Linked DNA regions of Homo sapiens: region 1 is linked to region 2. Evidence: chromatin loops called from intact Hi-C (ENCODE). Cell type or tissue: Caco-2. All regions are shown on one strand. Links, peaks and the distances in the headings refer to the core of each region. The heading gives the core; the rest is flanking DNA. Region 1 has its middle 100 kb from the start of CYLC1. Region 2 has its middle 38 kb from the start of POU3F4.

Region 1 (8,351 bases), core at 184-8,183, 290 kb after region 2:
CATTGAAGTTATTTACAACAACAACAAAAAATAAATAAATAAATAATTAAATAAATTGCTCAGTCTCAGGTATTCTGCTATAGCAATTCAAAATGGACTAAGACACTTGCTTACTGAAGATCTAATTGAAGGTAGCGTCCACTATGCTATCGAATGTCTCATATATGTGTCCTTTAATTAGTCATATAATTTAACACAATGTAATTGAACTTGCTTTCTTTTTGCTTTGGAGTTTTGGAGACTGACCTACTGCCAGAGTTAGTTTTCAAATGAAGAAATTAGTCCATCTTATGCAAGAAAAGAGAGTGAAGGCTTGCTAAAGATACAGACTACCAGTATAGTTATAAGTAATAACAGATCAGCCACACTATTATGTCAAGCATTTTCTTAAGATTTATCTTAAAGTTAATCATTATTCACTCACTTATCTTTTTTTTTGTATCACATGCTCAGTCTTTTATTTTTAAGAATTGTTTTTCTTTCTCTCAAATGTTCACTTATAATATGAGGTTATGTCCACAGAAATTTTCAGAAGCAGAAAATTATTGTGGAACTCTGGGATCGTGAGAATTTCACTAAAATCAACTTTTCTAAATTCAGTTCTAGCTCCCTAAGGGGAAAAAGTCAGTAATCCAGTCAAATCTGAGAGAAACGAGGGATTTTGCTTGACTAGCTATATTCCTTCTATGCCAATGAGATATTATTACTGATGAATTGTGAAGAGTTCTGACCAGTGTACTTTCTTTAGTAGGTAAGACAATCCTATGAACACCATGAGGAAAGAAAAATAAGTAAATAACTTAGGCAGTAGAAGAAGATCCATGTTTCTCTTTACTTTTTGCTCTGAATAGAAATTTTTAAAACCCACTTTTCCACTACAAGCTATAGATTCATGTTTAAATTAAGCTTCTTTAGAAAAGTGAAGCTTATCCCCTATCCACCCAACATCTATTAACTGGAGACTTTTCAAATTATAAATGGAAGATAATCATTTCAATTACTTCACTTAAAATAGGATGGAAGAGAAAAATGTTTTTGTTTTTCCCTTTTCCCAAGACATTAAAATGTTTGCCTAATAAAAACAACAAGTTAAACTTACAAATGAGAATCTTAATGAAAAGGACATTGTGAATGCTTGTTATGTGGAGGTTAGGGGTAAGCGTGCCCTCTTCTTTGTGAACACTAGCCAATATTTTTAAAATTGCATGTTGGGAATAATCTCTAAGACACAGTTTCACAATGTTTTGCATTCATTTAAAAGTGAAGTGTATTTTATTTGTCTCCTTGCCAACTTTTTGAAGACTTCCTCTCAGGCTCCTGTCCTTTTTTAAAGAAACCCTTAGGACTGCTTTGATGCTCCTCAAATGAAAAAATCTACACCCAAGAACACATGAGATTGTCATAATTGGACTCCTTCCCAGAATAAAGAAGACTGTTGGAGGGAGAGCAATTTAAATAGAAATGTGTCTATCTTATCCTGAGCTGGCATTTCCTATTGTCAATATTTTTTTTAAAAAAGTGCTGGCAAGGACAGTATTTCAAGTACCAAGCTTGAATTACTAAAGTAAGCATCATAACTTCCAACAATAAAAATATTATTCTTTCTTAACAACTTTTATTTCCTAGTGACACACTTTGTTACATTAATTTGTGTGTAAATGTGCAGTTTTCTATATGACCCAGGGCTACAACTAAAATGTCATCTTTATTTATCCAGCCCATTAGTTCTATTAATACCAATAACAAAAATACTTATGACCCTTTATTCACGTACAATTTTCTCCCTAATTTCAGAGAGCACTCGGATCAGTGACCAAAACCATCAAAACATAATTTATGTTTTTGTTTTTCTTTGAATGTGACTTGCTGTCTCTCTCTCAATGAGGGTTTGTACAGTGACAAATACTTGTAAGCTGTTTTTTAGGACTATCTCAAACTGCTGAAATGTGTTAAATTTCATAAAACTAAGGTAGGTAGTAGGTATAGTACATATAGTAATGGACTAGGCAGTGACAACATTAGGTTCTAATTTAGTCCTGGTTTTGTTACTTACTGGTTTCATAACTTTAGACAACCAACTAATCCATTTGAGTTTCAGTTAGCAGTCTTTAAAATAAGAGTACTAATATGCTCAGTGTCTATTATGTGAGTTTTTATGAAGATTAAACAAGGTAATATACGTGAAAACACTTATGTGTATGCAAGTAGTTATTCTTATTTATAGCAAAACAAATTGCATTATTTACAAGGGGTTTTTGTTGTGTTTAAATGCAATGGCGAAAGCACCTGAAATGGGAGAAATGTATTCAATCTCTTTGAAACTAATGATAGCTTTCTCCAAAATTAGTTGTTTCAGCGTCCTCCTTTGACTTACTATATAAATATTATTGATCTATTGTCTCACTCTGTATTTATTTATTCACCTATAAAATAGGACTGATATTTATCACCCTAGTCACTATAAAACAATTTTTGCAATGAGATCTCAGTAAAGAGAATATTATATCTCTTTAGATACTATCTTTAGATAATATCTCTTTTAGATACTAAAGGATTTGCCTGAAAAGTGAAAATTTTAAGTCAACCAACTATAGTTTTTGTCAATATGACACCAGTAACAACAAGTTTTGTTAATGATTTGACAAAATTGATTAGTTGTTTTGGTTATCTGTAGAAAAACCCCATTAATGTCTGCAAAGTGTTAATAATGTTTAGAATGAAAAAATTTGTGTTTTAGGTTCTAATCCCTAGTAGGAAGTGCCAGACTGCCCTCTAGAGTTCTGAGAGCAGAATCACATTTACTTAGGTTGAAGCAAGTGGAAACACTACTGTTTTTTTAAAAACCAATTACGAATTGGGATACTGGGAACTTGCCTTTTAATTCACACTTTTAGCTTTATTTCTCACTAATATTCCCCTAAAACTCTTGATGCTCCCTATTATTTCCCAGCCCTTTCTGTTGTATGTTCATTGTATTCCTTCTGCCTTGCCTGCTGTTCATTTCTCACTGACTGATACTATCCCTACCCCAAGACAGAGCTGATCAAATTTCTATCCATTCTTCAAGAGCCAGTTCAAATTTCACAGTCTCAGCTGTGCCTCCTCCCAGATCTTCCGAGTCATTAGTCTTTTTTTTTTTTTTCTTATAACCCCATAGAACTCCTTTTCATTCTGGCTTACCCTTATTCTAGTACGACTTGCATTATTAATATGCATAAATGTCTGCCTGCTCCCACTAAGCCATAAGTACCTAGATTGAAAGGATAATGAAATATTCCTTTCTGAAACTTGCACAGTACCTCACATAAAAGTGGTTTAATAAATATGTGTCAAATTAAATTAAGTTGATTCGATAGGCTAAGAGGGTGGGTTTCCTTATTATAATATTTTTATTTAAATGAGTCTAGGTTTATTTTATGTAATCTAGTGTGAAATACTTATTATGGCCTCGATATTATTTTCCTTCTTTCCACTTCTTAGCCAACATAATGACCAGAAGCTTTGATGAGGTTCCTCCTGCTAGTGCTTAAATTCATCAGGTTGCTTTCTTTGCTTAATTGATATTATTTTAAACTGATATTTTGACCGTATTCTTTACAGTCTGATATCAATGTCCCATTAGCAACAATTACTTTGAATAATTACTCTTCCAAATGGAATAAAATTTGAAAGTCTAATTCATTCTAGTCTCTGCCCTCAAGGATACAAGATTTTATTATCTTAGTTTAACAGAAAAGGCAATTGAGGCCCAGAGATGTTAAGTTACTACCAATTACACTGCTAGTCAATAGCAGATCTAATCTCAAAATTCACAATCAAAAGTTCTTTTCCTTATAACCCCCTTTGCCTCCCTGTTGGATTACCTTTTTTTGGGACAACAGAAAAACCTTATTAACATTTACATTTCAGTGTACCAAATGGTAGATTGGCGGTCTGATAGAGTGACTGAGGTGCATTAAATTGTACAATGACTAATTGGAACAAAGAGTTACTCAGGTTTAGGGTATACTTTCTAAAAAAATATAATATTTACAACATAGTTGAATTCTAAAAAGGAAACTTAGTTGTTAGGTTTCTTTGGTTTTATTATAAAGGCAAAGTAAAATACAACAAATCCTTAAAGTGTCATGTTATGGATGTTAAGCAATAAGTAAAAGGAATAAATTTCATTCATTTATCCAATATTCAACATATATGCATATATCCTCTACAAGCCACAAAATTGAATAAGGCAGTATGAGGAAGTGTGACCAAAGGGATTCATACATCACATGGAATTGGACTAGATTACATGTTAAGGTTTTTTTTAAACCCTGAAATTTATGCATTTATGTATATGTGAATTCACATAAGCCTTTCTTCTGTCTCTCTGTTTTTGATCTTTCTTTCTTAATTTTACCTGTTCAAATCTAGATTCTTGCATTTATTAGCTTACCAATTTCTATAATATTCATACACTCCTGATTATTCAGTTTTTGACATTTATCTAATAAGCCCAGTTAAGTCCAGCTTCATGGAGTCTCAGATAATAACTCATACATGTTGAGCTATTATCCTGACTCAAATGTCCCAAGTTATGTCAGAAGGACATTATCTCTTCTCTCAAAAAGTATATAATTTAAATGGATGGGATTCAATATATAGATAAATCATTATGAGTGACTATTATATATCACTTAAAGTGTATGAGCTAAATGTTAAAGGAATTTAGAGGATATGATGGATGCCTTAGAGTTGAAGATCTCAAAGTTGATATTAGACTGGTCATTAAGATCAGGGGAGGTAGTATTCTGGCCACAGGTGTAGTGATGAAAATGTGTGATATGTCTTTTAGGAAAGGACTAGAGGAAACACGTAGAAGAGAAGAAAGAGAGAAAGCTATGTAAAGGCAGGCTGAGGTCTGAATGTGAATACTTTTAAATGACTGGCAAGAATTTTGACTGAATTTTGTAGGGGGCAGGAAACCACTAAAGATTATTGAAAAGAGAAATTATTTAGTCAAAGTTGTATTTTACCAAAGATATTATGTTGCTGTTGAGGATAGATTGTAGAAAAGGAGAATACTGCATGAATTTTGGAAGCTAATGAAGTGGTCTAGGGGAGAGGGATTGAATCTCTAGTCTAAGATGATGGCAGTGGAAATGAAAAGGAAGAAATTGACTTGATGGATATAGACCATCTCCACAAATAATTTACTAATTCTAAGAATGTTGCCTTGGTGAGGAGCAGCTAAAGAAAATATGTCCTTCTTGCAAATTAAGAAATAATTTTGAGCATTTGTATGCCTGAATGGCAAACTTGAACAGTAGGTGGAACAGAAACTTATTAGAGGTGACCATTAACTGTGGTGTCTTAGAAAGACTCCTCACTGAAAGTTTCTCCCCCATTTAAGTCTCACAATATAATCAGTTCTACCATTAGAGATTGAACTCTTTTAGTTAAACCTTGTTATTTCCATGCCTCCTTTTGAAAATAAAATTCAATTGTATCACATCTATTTTCTAGCACTTTAATTGAAATGAATGTATTGGATGCTTTCTCCCTGCTTGGAGAGACATGTCTGTCTGATAAAAAGTTGAAAGCTGTCTATGGGCCACGAGCTCTGCTCTATACAATACACACATTACACACATATTTTATGTAATTCTCATAACAACATTATGAGGTAGATACTATTATATACAAATTTACAGATGAGAAAACTGAAGTACAGAGAAATTAAGTAACTGCTCAAGGTACTTCATCCAGTAAATGGTAAAGCCAGAGTTTTGAACTGTGTTTAAAATTCTGCTAACCAACTAATTATACTGTGCAATAGTTTAATTTTGAAATTATACTGGATTTGATCCTTGTTGGTAGGTAATAGTGGGTAGCCAGCAAATGGGGAAAATGTGGGGCAAATTTTAAAACCAAATTATTCACTTGAGAAGTTGACCATACAGACCTAATTAAAAATAGTAGGCACCCAAATGTCATTGGAAATCTGCAGTATCTCTTGTCCTATTTACTCTAGGTTAAGATATTTCCTTCTTCTTACTCTAGCATGGATAGCGTTTAAGGTTAGCCCACAGTGAAACAAAATCCCAGCATGTGAAAGACAGAATAATGGACCCCCAAAAATGTCTACATTCCAATCCTTGAAACCTGTGAATATGCTGCTTTATATGGCAAAATGAAAAAAAAAAAATGGACTTTTGCGGGTGTGATTAAAGCCCTTGAGATCGGATAATTATCCTGAATTATCCACGTGGACTTCATCTAATTTCATAAACCCACAAAGTTTGAGAGCTTTTCCCTGCTGTAGTCAGTCAGAGTGAGATGTGACTGTGGAACAATGGTTGGAGAGGTGCAAAATTACTTGGTTTGAAGGTGAAGGAAGGGGCCACAAGCCACATAATATGAGCAGACTGTAGAAGCTGAAAATGGCAAAGACATAGATTATCTCCTAGAGCATCCAGAAAAGAATGCATCCGGCTGACACGTTAATTATAGCTCAGTAAGACAGATTCTAGACTTCTGATCTGCGGAACTGTAAGATAATAAATATGTGTTGCTTTCAACTACTGAGTTTGTGGTAATTGGTTACAGCAGCAATGGAAAACTAATATATTACTCAAAGAGTTGACGGCTACTATCAGCTGAGGGGGTGGGAATGAACTATACATTCTTTATAAAATAATAATTTATAGAGGTGAAATTAATATGAGATAAAATTAACCATTTTAAAGTGAAAAATTCAGTGGCATTTAGTACATTCACAATGTTGCTCAACCACTACCTCTATCTAGTTCAAAATATTTCCATCACTCCAAAGTAAAACCCCTTACCCATTAAGCAGTTTCTCCCAACTTTTTTCTCCTCCTATCTACTCCCTGGCAATAATCACTTTGCATTCCATCTCCATGTATTTATCTATTATGAATATTTTATATAAATGGAATCATGTAATATATGACTATTTGTGTCTGTCTTTTTCTTCTTAATATTATGTTTTGGAGGTTCCTCAATGTTGTAACATGTGTCAGTATTCAATTATATTTTATAGCTGAATGTACAATTTGTTATACATTCATCTATTGATGAACATTTCATCTGTTTCCACCTTTTGCCTATTCTGAATAGTGAACACATAAACACATGTATTTTTGAGTACCTATTTTCAAACCGTTTGGGCATGTACTGAGAATCAGAATTATGAAGTCATATAGAAAATCTATTAAACCTAAAATTTAAGTAATTTTTGAGTAACTGCCAACTTGTTTCCAATAATTTGAAATATTTATCATTCCTACCAGCAATGCACAAGGGTTTCAATTTCTCCACATCGTTGCAAACATTTTTAATTTTCCATTTTTTTCTTTTATTATAGCCATCCTAGTAGGTACAAAGTAATACCACATTGTAGTTTATATTGGCATTTCCTTAATGCCTAATGATGTTGAGCATCCTTTCCTGTATTTGGTGGCCATTTGACTGTTTTCTTTGGAGAAATGTCCATTCAGATTTTTTTATTGTTTTGTACAAAATAATAAAGAAGACAAACAACCCAATTAAAAAGTTGTTGTGTTGTAAAAGTTCTCTGCATATTTTATATACTACACCTTTATTAAATATGCGATTTGAAAATATTCTCTAGCATGCTTTAAATTGCCTTTTTACTCTCTTAATAATGTGCTTTTAAAACAAATAGCTTGAGGTATAATTAATATACAAAAATGCATTTATTTTTTCTTTCCAACTTTTACTTTAGGTTTAGTGGGTACATGTGTGGGCTTGTTATATAGGTAAATTGCATGTCATAGGGGTTTGGTATACAGATTATTTTATCACACAGGTAATGAGCATAGTGGCTAATAGGTAGTTTTTTGATCCTCACCTTCCTTGTACCCTCCACCCTCAAGTAAGCCCCAGTGTCTAGTTTTCTCTTCTTTGTGTCTATGTGTACTCAGTGTTTAGATACCACTTATAAGTGTGAACATGTGACATTTGGTTTTCTGTGCCTGTGAACTCACTTAGGATAATGGCCTCCAGCTCCATCCATGTTGCTGCAAAGAACATGACTTCATTCTTTTTATGGGTGCATAGTATTCCATGGTGTATATGTAACATATTTTCTTTATCCAGTCCACCACTGATGGGCATCTAGGTTGACTCCATGCCTTTGCTATTGAGAATAGTACTGCCATAAACATACACATTATACACATGCATGTGTCTTTATGATAGAACAATTTATGTTCTTTTGGATATATACCTGGTAATGGAATTGCTGGGTTGAAAGGTAGTTCTAAGTTGTTTGGGAAATCTACAAATTGGTTTCCACATTGGTTGAACTAATTTACATTCTCACC
Region 2 (8,351 bases), core at 53-8,052:
TGAAAAATACAAAAAAAAAAAATAACCGGGCATGGTGGTGGGCACCTGTAGTCCCAGCTACTTGGGAGGCTGAAGCAGAAGAATGGCATGAACCTGGGAGATGGAGCTTGCAGTGAGCTGAGATTGCGCCACTGCACTCCAGCCTGGGCGACAGAGCAAGACTCCGTATCAAAAAAAATAAATAATAAAAAAAAGAATGAAGACAAGATAAATTACAATTTCAGGCAACGACTGAGAATGCTCACCACAAGAAACCATACACTAAAGGGAATACTAAAATATTCATCAGTTAGAAATAAAAAAAAAATTAAATAAGTAATCACAGTTATGGGAAAAAATGAAAATCTTAAATATGTAGGAAAATCTATGTTAATATTCGATGTATAAGAATATGATATCTTGTGCTAATATATGTATATGTGGAGAGAGGGAGAGAGAGAGTAAAAACGAGAGAAGAGAAAGAGGAAAAAGAGAAGGATTAAAATATAGTACACAGCATTAGAGTCAGGAACAGAGGAAAAAAACAGTTAAAATGTTATAAATTCCTCATATTGTCCTGGATAAGGGTAGTATATATTATCATTCAGTTTTCATAATGTAAAGATATATATTTTTTCCTTTATTTCTTCTAAAAAAGCAGGATACATGAACAGAACATGCAGGTTTGTTACATAGGTATACGTGTGCCATGGTGGTTTGCTGCACCTATTGACCCGTCTTCTAAGTACCCTCCCTTCACCCTGACACACCCCCCTCACCCCCCACCCCCCAACAGGCCCTGCTGTGTGTTGTTTCCCTCCCCATGCCCATGTGTTTTCAATGTTCAGCTCCCACCTATAAGTGAGAACATGAGGTGTTTGGTTTTCTGTTCCTGTGTTAGTTTGCTGAGGATGATGGCTTCCAGCTTCATCCATATCCCTGCAAAGGAAATGAACTCATTTTTTATGACTGCATAGTATTCCATGGTGTACTCATACCACATTTTCATTATCCAGTCTATCATTGATGGGCATTTAGGTTGATTCCATGTCTTTGCTATTGTGAATGGTACTGCAATGAACATACACGTACATGTATCTTTATAATAGAATGATTTATATTCCTTTGGGTATATATCCAGTAATAGGACTGCTCAGTCAAATGGTATTTCTGGTTCTAGATCCTTAAGCAATCACCACACTGTCTTCCACAATGGTTGAACTAATTTACATTCCCACAGACAGTGTAAAAGTATTCCTATTTCTTCACAGCCTCTCCAGCATCAGTTTCCTGACTTTTTAATAATCGCCATTCTGACTGGCATGAGATGGTATCTCAATGTGGTTTTGATTTGCATTTCTCTGATGAATAGTGAAGTTGACCTTTTTTTATATGTTTGTTGGCCGTATGAATGTCTTCTTTTGAGAAGTGTCTGTTCGTGTCCTTTGCCCACTTTTTGATGGGGTTGTTTGTTTTTTTCTTGTAAAAGACATGTATAATACATTTTAAAGTAACTAAATGAAGTGTTTATGACTTCCAAACAAAAAAAAGGGAATGTAAATAATAACAAAAATTACTTAATACATTAAAAATGAAGCATTTAAAGACAGAAAAAGAAAGTAGAAAAGATAAGGCATTAAAAGCACAACATAAGACTGTAGATTTAAATAGCAAATGTATCATTAATCACATTAAACATAAATGGACAAAATGCTATCATTTAAAAAAATTGTCACACTGGAAAAAAAAGAAAGCTCAAATTAATATTAACTGCAAATAACAGATTTAAAACATAAAGATACAAAAATGCTAAAATAAAGAGACAAAAAGACCATTAAAGCAGGAAATAAAATAAAGCAGATTTGGCTATAAAAACATCAGCCAAATATAAATGATAGGGCAAAAAGATGACTAGAAACAGAGATCAAAATATTATGATAAAACATTTATTTCATCAGGATGAAATAAAAGTTATCTGTGAGTGTACACCTAATACCATAAAGCAAAACTTGATAGTGCAAATTCACAATCATAATAGAAGACTTTAACAAACTTCTCTGTTTGTTACAGAGATAGAGAGACAAAAAAATCATTAAGAATATAGATTTAAATAACACAATTAGCAAACTTAATGCAGATATGTTTCTATCTATGCATACAAAACTGCAGAGTGCTCATTTTTTTCAAGAATATATTAAATACTTGGAAATAAAAAGACCGCATTTGTGGCCCCAAAGCTAACATTAACACATATAAAAGAACTAAAATAATACAAAATACATTCTCATGTCACAATGCAAGTGTGCTTGAAACCAATAACAAACAAAAAAATTTCCATATGTATGGAAATTAAGAATATACCTTTAAATACTTAAATAGCAGAAGATAGATAATGAAAAAAGTTTTAACTGAATGGTAATAAAGTTAACAAATATCAGAACTTGTGAAATGCAGCTGATGCAGAACATGATAAAAATAAAGAGCCTTACAATTTTATGTTAGAAAAAATATGGAGATTAATTAGCTAATAATATTTCCTAAGAAAATAAGTTATTGATATTAAAATAAACCCAAATATATAGAAAGGAAAATAAGATAAATGCAGAAATTAATGAAAAAACAATGTTACAATAGGGAAAAACAATGAAGGTAAAAATTAGTTTGCTCTAAGGTAAATAATAAACACACTTCTCACAAATGAGCAAGAATAAAAGAAAATAAGAACAGTTAACCAGCATCTGGAATAAAGCAGTGGCAAAATCACAATTTCTGCAGTAATTATAAAGATAAGAGATTATAACTGATAAATGTATGACACACCAGATTGAAAATCTAGTTGAACATATTTCTAGAAGCAGACATTACCAAAACTACCCAAAAGAGGAACAGAAAGACTGAATTTTTCTATAACTGATTGAAAATTGAATTCATAAGCAAAAGCTATCCACTACGGAAATGGAAATTCATAACCAGGTTACTTCACTGCTGAATTCTACTGAACATTCAAAGAGGAAGAAACTTTAATCGTACATAAGTTCTCCCAAAGAATAGAGAAAGCAGAAATGTTTCACAATTCATTTTATGAGGCTCACATATTCTTAATATCAAAACCACACAAAGCAGACGGTGACATCAAAAAGATAGCAGAATAGGAAGTCCCACAGAAGCAACAATTGAACAATTATATATAGACCAAAATACTTTTATGATATTTCCAAACTCCAGATAGGAATTTGCTGTACCCCAGGTAAGCATAGAGCTGAGAACAGGCACATTGAAATGGGAAAGAAGAGCAATTAAGATTTACCAACATTAGGCACTTCCCAAGACAGCACAGGTTGTTCCAGAGAAAAAAATGTCTCAGCTCGTTATTTCTCCCTAGAGGAAGGGAGAGGGAGAAAAAAGTGGAAAATGTATACAAATTTTTGGCTTTTCTGCAGCCTTCCTGAAAGAATGACTTTTCATTTCACTCAGAGTGCTGATGGGCTTGGCATAGTTTGGATGCCTAGGGGCTACTAAAAGCAAAGATGAGCAGGAGGGGCAGCTTACTGAGGCCAGCACAGATTGGCAAAATCAAGAGAAGGTGCAAAATCTGAGGCTCCTCCCATGAAAGGGAGGGAGAAGACTGAAATTTTTATCCACTGTTTCATAGTTTTAAAGGGCTGCCTAAGGGATTAGCATCTGTCTCATTTTACTTGAGACACTGATAAAGAGCTGACATAATTTGGGTGCCTAGTGGATGATAAGAACAAAAGAGGATGTGTAATGCCATTACAGAAGCAGACAACTTGGAGTGCCACAAACAGACACCAGAGGGAGCAAGAAATTACCAGCTATGAGCCCAAGCAATTGAGAAATTGCATGCCCATACCCAGAGAAGTGACATCCCTCCAAAACTGGTTTCAGAGGCCCTCAGAATCTAAAGATAGGCTAATTGGTGAGGGTCCCTCCTGGTATGAAGCCAGTCCCTAAGTACTGGGAAAGGTGACTTTTTTTCTAATGTGCAGAACCGAGTACAAAGTTGTGAGACACACAAAGAAGCCAGGAAACATGGCTTTAAAAAATGATGCACAATACTTGATAGGTAGTTTTTCTACCCTCACTCACCTCCCACCCTTCTTCCTCTAGTAGTCCCCTGTGTTTACTGTTTCCATTTTTATGTCAACTTGGACACAATGTTTAGCTTCCACTTATAGGTGAGAACATGGTTTTCTGTTTCTGTGCTATTTGCTTCAGATAATGACCTCCAGCTGCATCCATATTGCTGCAAAGTACATAATTTTATTTTTTATGGCTGCATAGTATTCCATGCTATATATGTACCACATTTTCTTTATCCAGTCTGCCCTTGAAGGTAATCGTTGAAGTTGATTCCATGTCGTTGTTATTGTGACTAGTGCTGTGATAAACATACTAGTGCATATATCTTTTTGGTAGAATGATTTATATTCCTTTGAGTACCTACCCAATAATGAGATTGTAAGGTCAAGGGGTAGTTCTGTTTTACATTCTTTGACACATCACCAAACTACTTTCTACAGTGGCTGAACTAATTTACATTCCCACCAACAGGGAGAAAGAGTTCCCTTTTCTCTGCAACCTCACCAACATCTGTTATTTTTTGTCTTTTTAATAATGACCATTCCAACTGGTATGAGATGGTAACTTGTTGTGGTTTTGGTTTGCATTTCTCTAATGATTAATGATGTTGAGCATTTTGTCATCTGTTTCTTGGCCACTTGTATGTCTTCTTTTGCAAAGTGTCTATTCATGTCACTACCTGGGTGAGAGGATTATTTGTAAACTAAACCTCAATGACACACAATTTACCAACATAGCAAACCTGCACATGTACTCTCTGAATCTAAAATAAAAGTTGAAAAAAAATTGTTTTAAAGTGGCTTAAAAAATCAACCCTGAATGAAAATTATAGCAATCTCTGAAATTATGTTAAAATGTATTTCACTTTATGTGTGCATTATCAACCTGAGAGGGTGGCTAAGAATATCTAAATTGTATGTTTATATGAGAAACATAAGAATTAACAACAAATATAAATAATTATTGATTCTTGCTTAAGAATCTGTGTTGCCAGTCCAAAATTCTTTAGGAATCACAAATATTAAATGAATGTACTATACAAAAAATACAAAAGTAGAAGAGCATAGGTAATCATGAAATCATATTTAGAATTAGAATTAGAATTAATTGGAACTTGCAATTAAATACAACTAACACTTTTAAACTTTGAAAAAAATGGAACAATATAAATCTCCAGAAATTGATCTTTAAAAAATGGAGATATACAACTTACCTGAAACAAGTTCAAAACAATCATAATAAAGATGCTCTGTGAGCTCAAGAAAACCATTCATGAAGAAAATAAGAATACAAACAAAGAGATAGAACATATTTTTTAAAAAGCAAACAAATTTTAGAGTTAAAGAGTACAAAAAACTGAACTGGACCATTCAGAAGAAGAACCCAACAGCAGGCAAGATCAAACAGAAGTAAGAATTAGCAAAATCAAAAATCAGTCATTTGAAATTATGCAGTCATAAGAACGAAAATAAAATAAAATGAAATATAGGGAAAAACGCTAAGGAACTTATGGAAGACAATCAAGAGGAACAAATTAAGAATTAAGAAAGTTCTAGAAAGAAAAATGAGAGAAAAGAAGGAAAAAGCTTATTCCAAGAAATAGTAGTCCTAAGCTTCCTAAATCTGGGAAAGAAAATGGACATACATATTAAAGAAGTCCAACAAACTCTAACTAGAGTGAATCCAAAGAAATCCACACCAAGATAATCAAATTGTCAAAAGTAAGACAGCATTTTTTTTATAATAGCAAGAGAAAAGTCTTGACACATACAAAATAACTACAATAAGACTATAAGTGGATTTCTCAGCAGGGACATTTCAGAACAGAAGAAAGCGGAATGATATATTCAAAGTGCTGAAAGTTAAAAACAAACTGCCCACCAAAAAATACTCTATTAGGGAAACTATCCTTTAACAATGATGGAGAAATACTTGCTATAACAAAGAAAAGCTGAAGGAGTTCACCAACACTACACTTGCCTTACAAGAAATGCCAAGAGGAGTCATTCAAGGTGAAATAAAAACATTCTAAACAGCAACACAAAAACATATAAAAGTATAAAACTCATTCGTAAAAGTAAATATATAGAAAAATGAAGAATGCTCTAATACTATAATGGTGATAAACAAATCCTGTTTTAATTCTGCTATAGAAGATAAAAGACAAAAGTTCAAAAATAAATGTTACTGTAAAAATGTCAGTGGAAACAAAATATAAAAATGCAATTTTTGACATTAATAGCATAAAGTGTGGGGTAGAAGTAAAGGTGTACACTATTTGCATGCAATTGAAGTTAAGTTGTCATCTGCTTAAGATAGGTTGTTATAACTATAAGGTGTTTTATGTATGACCCATGGTAAGCACTAAGGACAGATCAATAGAATATACACAAGAGAAAATGAGGAAGGAACCAAAACATGTAATCACAAAAAAATCAACACTGTACAAAGGAATACAACAGGAGAGGAAAAGAGAGAAAAATAGCTACAACAGAGACAATGAAAAATTAATAAAAATGTCAATAGCAAGTCCCTCATTATCAAGAATTACTGTAACAAAATGGATTAAAATCCCCAATTAAATAATAAAGTGGCTGAATGGATTTTTTCAAAGTTATAACTATAAACCAAGCATCACTAATGCAAAAACCCAAAATTTTAAATGCTACAGATACCAACACTTTTTGAGTGCTAATATGATGCTCAAAGGAAATGCTCCTTGCATCATTTCAGATTTTGAATTTTTGAATTAGGCATGTCTAACCAGTAATAGCAATGCAAATATTTCAATATCCCAAAACATCCAAAATCTAAAAACACTTCTTGTCCCAAACATTTTTAATAAAAGATACACAACCTCTATATTATATTTATAAGAGATTTGTGTTAGATTTAATAACACACATAGGCTGAAAGTGAAAAGATGGGAAAATATATCCCATGCAAGTGCTAACAAAAGAGAGCAGGTTGGACATAATTATATCAGAAAAAAATAGATTTTAAGTCAAAAATTGTCAAAAGAGATAAAGAGACCATTATACATTGATGAAAGTGTCAGTTCACCAGGAATATATAGCAATTATAAAAACATAGGTACAAGATGCCCTGCCCCAGCAGATATGCAAGCACCCCACAGCACTGCCATGTCTGCTGGCATGTGCAGGCGAGCATGGTTCCCACTGCCACTGCCATGACGAAGTGCTTTGGCTGGCACCACCTATTAAAATGTTGTCAGCAGACCAGAAACACCTCAGCTGCTCCAGCACAACAGGTTCCTAACCTGAGAGGCCAGAGGAAAAAAGCCAAAGGCCTCGTTCAAGTCCCCCAAAGTTAGAGAACACAGCTCTGGAGTGCTGAATTGAGCCTTGGTCCCCTAAAATCTCCCAGAAATAAAACCATTTAACTGAACCCAACTTATACCACAATTAAACCCCAAAAGACATCAAAGAAGGTAAAAGCAAAAAGTTCCATCCAAAGGAGAGTAATTTCAAATATTGAAGGAACATTAGCCTGTAGATATGAGAAAGAATCTTCACAAGAACTCCAGCAACTCAAAAAGCCAGATTCCCTTCTTACCTTAGAACAACCATAATGCTTTCCCATCAATGGATCTTAATCAGACTGAAATGGCTGAAATGACAGACATAGAATTTGGAATATGGATAGAAATGAAGATCACTGAGATTCAGGAGAAAGTGAAAACCCAATTCAAGGAATCTAAGGAATACAATAAAATGATACAGGAGCTAAAAGAGGAAATAGTCATTTTAAGATAAAATCAAACTGATCTGATAGAACTGAAAAACTAACTTCAAGAATTTCATAATATAATTGCCAATATTAACAGCAGAATCAACCAAGCTGAGGAAAGAATCTCGGAGCTCGAAAATTGGCCTTCTGAAATAAGTCATTCAAAAAAAAAATAAAGAAAAAGCAATAAAGAAAAACACAACTTTTGAGCAATATGAATTTATGTAAAGATGACAAATCTATGACTCATTGACATCCTTGAAAGAGAGGGAGAGAAAGCAAGCAACTCAAAAAACATATTTGAGGATATTACCCATAAAGATTTCCCCAACCTCGCTAGAGAGACCAACATTCAAATTCAGGAAATACAGAGAACCCCAGGGAGAGATGACCATCCCCAAGACACATAGTCATCAGATTCTCCAAGGTTGAAATGAAAGAAAAAAAGGTAAAGGCCTCTGGAGAGAAGGGTTTGGACACCTACAATGGGAACCTCAGCAGGCTAACAGTGGAACTTTCAG

The links. Peaks named below come from ENCODE experiments on the same cell type or tissue, not always from the same donor. Only the 100,000 strongest peaks of a DNase experiment are listed, where the experiment ranks them.
Region 1: it touches region 2 in a loop (15-fold over the local background); 6 of 110 quality-filtered maps call a loop at or near these places.

Annotation. Positions count from the first base shown.
Region 1 is chrX:83,757,304-83,765,654 of GRCh38, forward strand. No RefSeq gene overlaps it. Among named protein-coding and RNA genes, the nearest start is that of CYLC1, 100 kb to the right of the region's middle. In Caco-2, for the core only: no CTCF peak of the experiment used is centred there; no DNase peak of the experiment used is centred there.
Region 2 is chrX:83,465,972-83,474,322 of GRCh38, forward strand. No RefSeq gene overlaps it. Among named protein-coding and RNA genes, the nearest start is that of POU3F4, 38 kb to the right of the region's middle. In Caco-2, for the core only: no CTCF peak of the experiment used is centred there; a DNase peak (open chromatin) is centred at 3,810.